2 separate regions of the Homo sapiens genome follow, and region 1 is linked to region 2. Evidence: chromatin contacts called from ENCODE Hi-C or POLR2A ChIA-PET data. All regions are on one chromosome and are shown on one strand. The core of a region is the stretch at or near the end of the contact, and the rest is flanking DNA. Distances in the headings are between cores, read along the strand shown.

Region 1 (3,156 bases), core at 402-2,901, 82 kb before region 2:
TAGGGCCTGAAGAAGAGGCTATGTAGGCCTCCTGGTGAGCCAGTTGTCCCTGGCCAGTTGACCCTGGGCACAGAAGTTTATGGGGAGCACAGATTGGTATCCATAAGGGATGGTGCACCTATCTAAAACTTCAGAACGTTGATGTTTTCTTCACTTTCTGTCTACTGGGGCTCCATGCACCCAGCTCGGTTTGTTTTGCAAAGAGCAATCTGTTCTTTTCTCTTAAAACTTCTGGGATCTGTTGGCAAGCTTGCCATATTCTCTCTTCATCCCTCTGTTCGAAGAAGCCTCAAGAGTTGACTCAGATACCTTGAGCTCTTTGCTGTGAGCATCAGAAGATCCAGAGAGATCTACTCTCCTTGTTCTTCTTTCAAAACCCACCTTCCTTTTGAACTCAAATAAAGCAGGGCTGTGTACATCCCCTTGTATAATTCTCAGAGGTGTCCAGGGTGATTTTTTTTTGTTTTTTAACAGTGGGAACACTGACACCCTTCTTTTTTGTCTCCAACTGGGTGGGCTATTGCTTGCTACTTGCACTCCTTAGTTAAGAAAAATCTCTCTACAGCAAACCCTCAGGAGAATATCTTAAACCTCTGGTAAAATCTCTGGAAAGTTTGGAATAGGTGAGCAGATACAAGGACTGTACAGAAACATCCTGTCTTCACAGAGTCCTTTTCAATCATATCTTCCTTTACATTCACTGGAAATGTTTATAATTTAGGATGAGCAATAAATGGAGCATAATGCATCTCTCTGCTTGTGAGAATGAATTTCGTGCCTACTGAGGGTTCTTCGGCCAATAAAATCTTCAACGAAATGAGGGTGAAAAGACTCATAAATGTGTTCTGTGTCCTGCAGGGAGAGGGATGTACATTGTCATTTTTATGCCATGCATAAAAAGCTCCAAGCTCCCCAAGTTATATGAGATATTATTTTTGCAGAGGCCAATATGGGGAATATTAAATTACTTTGTTTATGTTTCCTAAAATAAAAATTTTACTACAGATTTCAAATATGTGCAAAAGTAGAGAGAATAGTATAGTGACCCCCCATGTTCTCATCACCCAGCTTCAACAATTATGGATGAATGGCCAATTCAGATTTTTATAATTTGATCTATAAATATTTCAGTATGTATCTATACAAATGTTTTTGTACAATTGTACAAAATGTACAATGTACAAACGTACAAATGTACAAATGAGGTACAAATACCTGATTTTAAAAAGTTATACCCACAATACAATTTTTTACACCTAAAATATTAATAATTCCTTAATAACATCAAACATGGGGTCAGTGTTCACATTTTCCCAATTGTCATATGGCTGCTCTTAAAATTTTTACAGTTTGTTTGAACCTGGGGCCAAAACAGACCCACTCATTGTAATTGATGGGTATAACTCTTATGTTTCTTTTAATTTACCTTCTCCCTCTGTATTTTTTCTTTCTGGCAGTTTTTTTTTTTCGATGTTGTTGTTTTTGAAGAATCTAGACCTTTTGTCCTGGAGAGTGTCCAACAATCTGAATTTCGTGAATTTTGCCCCACGGAGACATTTCCCGTGCTCATCTATCCCCTACATTTTCTCTATATCCATAAGCCAGTCCAGATGCTTGATCAGGTCCAGGTTTAATATTTTGTGACAAGACTGCTTTAGAGGTGGTGCTGTGTGAGTTTCATAAGGCCTTATTGTGTGATGTTAACAGCCATCAATGATTACATCATAATCTGTCACCTCACAGAAGGTTCCAAATGGGGATAGTCTAGTCTCATCGCACCTTCTTCATTTGTCAGCTGGAATATGCTCATAAAACGAAACTTTCCCCTATCAGTTTTGTGGTTCCACTGAGAAAGTGTGCCTATAGGGAAGGTATTACACATGCTTTGGTTTTCCCCTTTATGTGCAAGGCTTTTTTTAATTAAATTTTTAATTTCAAGATAATTGTAGATTCACATGAAGTTTTAGAAAATAAATACAGAAAGGTCCTGTGCACCCTTTACCCTGCTTACGCCCCATGGTACCACATTACAAAGCCATAGTACAATACACAGCCAGGAAGCTGACATTAGCACAGCCAAGATTCCAAACACGTCCATTAACACAAGGCTCCCCCCTGCTGCCCTTTCATAGCCACACTTCCCTGACTCCTGCCCACAAGTCCCCAATCCCTGGCAACCACCAATCTGTTCTCCATTTCTATAATTTTGTCATTTTATGAATATGGAACAAAAGGAATTATATAGTCTATGACCTTTAGGGATTGGCTTTTCTCACTTAGCAGAATTACCTGGAGATTCATCCAAGTTACTGCATTTGTCAATAATTCATTTCTTGTTATTGGTGAGTAGGATTTCATGGTATGGATGTACCATCATGTGCTAATAATCTGTTCACCCATTGAAGATCATCTGATTGTAGGTTTTTTAATGTGCTTACTTGCTGTTTATTATATTACTTAGTAAAGTATCTATTCAAATCCATTGCTCATTAAAAAAAAATTAGAGTTTGGCTGGGCACGGTGGCTCACACCTGTAATCCCAGCACTATGAGAGGCCGCGGCAGGTGGATCACCTGAGCACAGGAGTTTGAGACCAGCCCAGGCAACATGGCAAAACCCTGTCTCTACTAAAAGCACAAAAATTAGCCAGGCGTGGTGGCATGTGTCTGTAGTCCCAGCTCCTTAGGAGGCTGAAGGAGGATAATTGCTTGAACCCAGGAGGCAGAGGTTTCAGTGAGCTGAGATCATGAGATCGCACCACTGCACTCCAGCCTAGGAGATGGAGCAAGACCTCATCTCAAAAAAAAAAAAAAAAAAAAATCAAAGTTAAATCAAAGTTTTTTTTTTTAAATTGAGTTTTAAGAGTTCTTCATATATTCTTAAGGCAAGTTCCTTATCAAATGAACGTTTAAAGAATATTTTCTCCTGAACTGGGTCTTTCCTTTTAATTTTCTTCATGGTGTTGAAGGTGGAAAAACTCAAGCTGTTTCTCCTCTGCTGTCATTCCACACAATAATCAACACAGAAGATTTCTGTGACCAAACGTGTGGGAATTTCTCCCCACCAGTGAGCAAGTAATCAAGCCTGCAGTGGACAGGAGCTGGGCCTCCTCCCATTCAACACTGTTTACCTAGAGACAGTTTAGATCTCATGGGT
Region 2 (3,494 bases), core at 144-2,643:
CAGACACCGAGGCCTGCTTGAGGGTGGAAGGTGGGAGGAGAGAGAGGATCAGGAAAAATGTCTACAGAGTACTATGCCCATTATCTGAAATAATCTGTACATCGAACCTCCATGACACACAGTTTACCTATATAACTAACTTGCACATGTGCCCTTGATCCTAAAATAAAAGTTAAAAATAATCACACAAAAAATACAATAAATAATAAAATAAAAGAGCCAGGCACCTCTCTTGCTCCCTGTTTCGCTCTGTGAGATGCCGGCTTTACTTCCCTTCTGCCATGAGTAAAAGCTTCCTGAGGCCTCCCCAGAAGCAGATGAGGGCACCACGCTTACTGTACACCCTGCAGAACCATGGCCAATTATACATTTTTTTGATAAATTGCCCAGTCTCAGATATTTCTTTATGGCAACACAAAACAGACTCATGTGGCATCCCACGAGGTTTTGCAGAAAAGAGAAGGAAAGAGAGGAGGGCTGGAAATTGACAGGTTGTCCCAGGCAAAGGGGTGGGCAAAGAGATACATTCATAGGGGAAGGTGAGCGAATGAGCTGATTAGTGGGGTTGGAGAAAGGGGTGCTTCAGGCAGTGATAGGCAGACAGGATGCTGTCATCTTAGAATATGCGTGCACACACACGCAAACACACACACTTACCCCTCCGGTAGCATGCAAGCTGGCGTCACCCTGGCTTAACAGTAGATCCCAGGAGCACAGAAGCTGCCTTCACCCCAAGGAGCACAGCTTCTCACCTCCGTGCTCTTTCATTGCAATTCCCTGCCTTCCAGCAAGTGTCCGATGCCTGCTTAACATTATGCGAGGCAGGCTGTCAGTGAGAGAGGCTCAAGCCTGCTGCAGGGACTGCCTCTCAGGAAAGAGAAAACAAAGCCAGAGCCTTAAAAATAGAGCTGTCCACTGATGGAATTCTCTCCTGCTGCCATGACCAAATATTTGGTCACAAGGGAAGCGGCTGATCAGACACACTCCCAGCAAGGTCACGAGGTGCTCAGAGAACACACACTGAGGCAGGCTGCTGGCACGGCTCCCCTCGCCCCTGGACCCTCGAGGTCCCCAAAAGAGAGGGAGGGAGGGCCGCTCCAGTGCCAATCTGTAACCACAAAGCATGCCTTTGCTCTTATGATGCTGGAGACCAGCCTAGCCCTGAAGTCAGCTGCTTGCACAGACAACATTCATTCATTCAGACACAAATGAGATCAGTTCTTATCCAAATCACAGGTCAATAGGATTTGGGAAGCTGCAGAGTCCTAGAGATTACATTATTTTAAAGACTGCAGAGTTCAATACAGCGAGATTCAAAACAGAGGGAGGATTTTGTTGTCATACAGATGTCCACCCCTCCCCACACCGCACCGTGACGCCTGCCTGCTCCAGTTCTCCTGGTGTGTGGCTTCCCACTGTTCACTTCCCAGGCAGCTTGTCTGGATCTCTTGCAAGAGCAGGGCCTGGAGCCTGGTGACCTTAGCTGCCGCAGGGCCCAGCACACAGTCGGGGCTCCATGAAACCCCAGGAGGAAGGGATGGAGAGGGAAGGAGGCCATGTGTCCCAAAGGGGAACCCTGGGGGAGTGGTCCTTTCCTATCTGCCACTGGTGCCTGGAAAAGAGAGAGTAGAAAATCCCAGCCCCAGCTGGCACATTGCTCTGAGCCCAGGGCCTGTCCCTCCAGGAAGACAGTGCGGCCACCATTGGCCCACGGGCACTGCCTCAGCTGAGGCCCCTTCTAGCTCTCTGTCTTCTTCTTTGGAAGCCCCCGCGGACCCTGCCTCACACTGTTCTGGGCGCGTCTGTTCCCTGTGGGTATTTGCCTTCTGAGGTTGCAGCCACAGGGGCAGGGCAGCAGAACAGCAGGATCCCACCCACATGTATTGAACTGAGCTGATTTGTCACTTTGTAAAAAGCTTGTTTCAGGTAGGCATGGTGTTGGGCCTGTGGTCCCAGCTACTTGGGAGGCTGAGGCAGGAGGATCACTTGAGTCCAAGAAATGGAGGCTGTGGTGAGTCATGATTGCACCACTGCACTCCAGTCTGGGCCACAGAGTGGGACTCTTGTCTTTAAAAGAAAAAAAGATGTAAAAGCCTAGTGCATTGATAGGTTAGGTAGCCCCCAAATTCGTTTCTTGAGACAGAGTCTCGCTCTGTCACCCAGGCTGGAGTGCAGTGGCGTGATCTTGGTTCATTGCCACCTCCACCTGCTGGGTTCAACCGATTCTTCTGCCTCAGCCTCCTGAGTAGCTGGGATTACAGGTGCTTACTACCATGTCCAGCTAATTTTTGTATTTTTAGTAGAGATGAGGTTTTACCATGTTGGCCAGGCTGGTCTCGAACTCCTGACCTCAGGTGACCCGGCCACCTTGGCCTTCCAAAGTGCTGGGATTACAGGCATAAGCCACTAAGCCCAGCCCCAAATTCTGTTTTAAACACAAGCTAGAGTCAATGTCCACACTGGAAGTCATTTTCAAGGGGGAGATCAGAAAGCAGCCGGGGAAGTGGCTACTTTGAAGCAAAGTGACTGACATTTTAGAGCAATTAATAACTGTGTTTCCCCAGAGACAAGCCGCGGGTGCGGGGAGCGGAAGTCGCTCCTCTCATTGTTCCTCCTGTGCTTGGGCAGTGGGCTGGAACCCTCTGGGCAGCTTCTCAACTCAGCATGTCTTGCTGATCTATTAAGTTGAACATTAATCATTAGTAGAGCTCATCTTCTTTCCCTGAATTTAATTTCATTAGTTATACTTTCTTTCCCTATTAGAACAGTCTCTGACGCATTTGCTTAGAAGGCAAATGGGCACCGGCCCTGTCCCCCACCTCTCCTGGATGGAGACTTTCCTGTAATGGCACCGACAATTGTCAACATGTCCAGGTCAGGCTGGTTGATCTGGATACAATCAGAACTCAAATCTTTTCTTATGAACTCTCAGGAACTCTCTCTAAGAAAATCAGGGCCACTGTGGTTTTGTTACTGGAAAGGGGTTTCAATCCAGACCCCAAGAGAGGGCTCTTGGATCTTGCACAAGAAAAAAATGGGGGCAAGTCCACAGAGTAAAGCAAAAGCCAGTTTATTAAGAAAGTATAGGAATAAAGCAAGGGCTACTTCGTAGACACAGCAGGGCGCTCCCAAAGGCAAGAGGAGGAACGCATCCATCTTAGCTGAAATGCTTGATTATATATAGAATAACAAAGCAAAAGCTGTGGGGGATGTGCTCCACTACCAGGGCTGTGTCAAAGGAGTGCTAATCTTTGTGTAACTACCATCTTCACAAGAATCTGCATCTTTAAAGCGAAACTTATTCTTAAACTAAGAATGCTTTTGTTCTTAAGATATCGGGACATTAGGACATTTCCTGGGTCGGTTAAGTCTTGGGTCTGTTTGGTCAACATGAATTCAACTATTCCTTTAACCATAAACCTCATGTGGCTAAGAATGCCTGACCTCCCGGGAACAGGCCAGCGGATCTCAGTTTCCATTTTTATCCAGCCCCT

Evidence for each region. A loop is a pair of places that touch in the nucleus more often than their neighbours do. ChIA-PET counts read pairs that join two places held with the same protein, here RNA polymerase II (POLR2A). Pooled maps may share reads with other maps.
Region 1: a loop to region 2 is called in a map of cardiac septum, with 7 times the contacts of the local background. The contact joins the promoter of LINC00906 here to the enhancer-like site in region 2. A Hi-C loop is called at or near these places in 1 of 168 maps with a recorded cell type or tissue (cardiac septum) and 4 of 50 pooled maps. POLR2A ChIA-PET finds 5 or more read pairs at or near these places in 1 of 52 experiments (WTC11).

Annotation. Positions count from the first base shown.
Region 1 is chr19:28,963,626-28,966,781 of GRCh38, reverse strand. It overlaps LINC00906 (long intergenic non-protein coding RNA 906), which reads right to left and starts at 1,651. Exons shown (of 2, transcript NR_027318.2): 1 at 1,427-1,651; 2 at 1-852.
Region 2 is chr19:28,880,955-28,884,448 of GRCh38, reverse strand. No RefSeq gene overlaps it. Among named protein-coding and RNA genes, the nearest start is that of LINC00906, 82 kb to the left of the region's middle. RefSeq lists enhancers at 632-1,381, 2,132-2,881, 2,882-3,494. Within about 2 kb of position 1,393, at least 5 of the 41 ENCODE cell types and tissues checked have a DNase peak (open chromatin) inside an H3K27ac peak, as active enhancers do.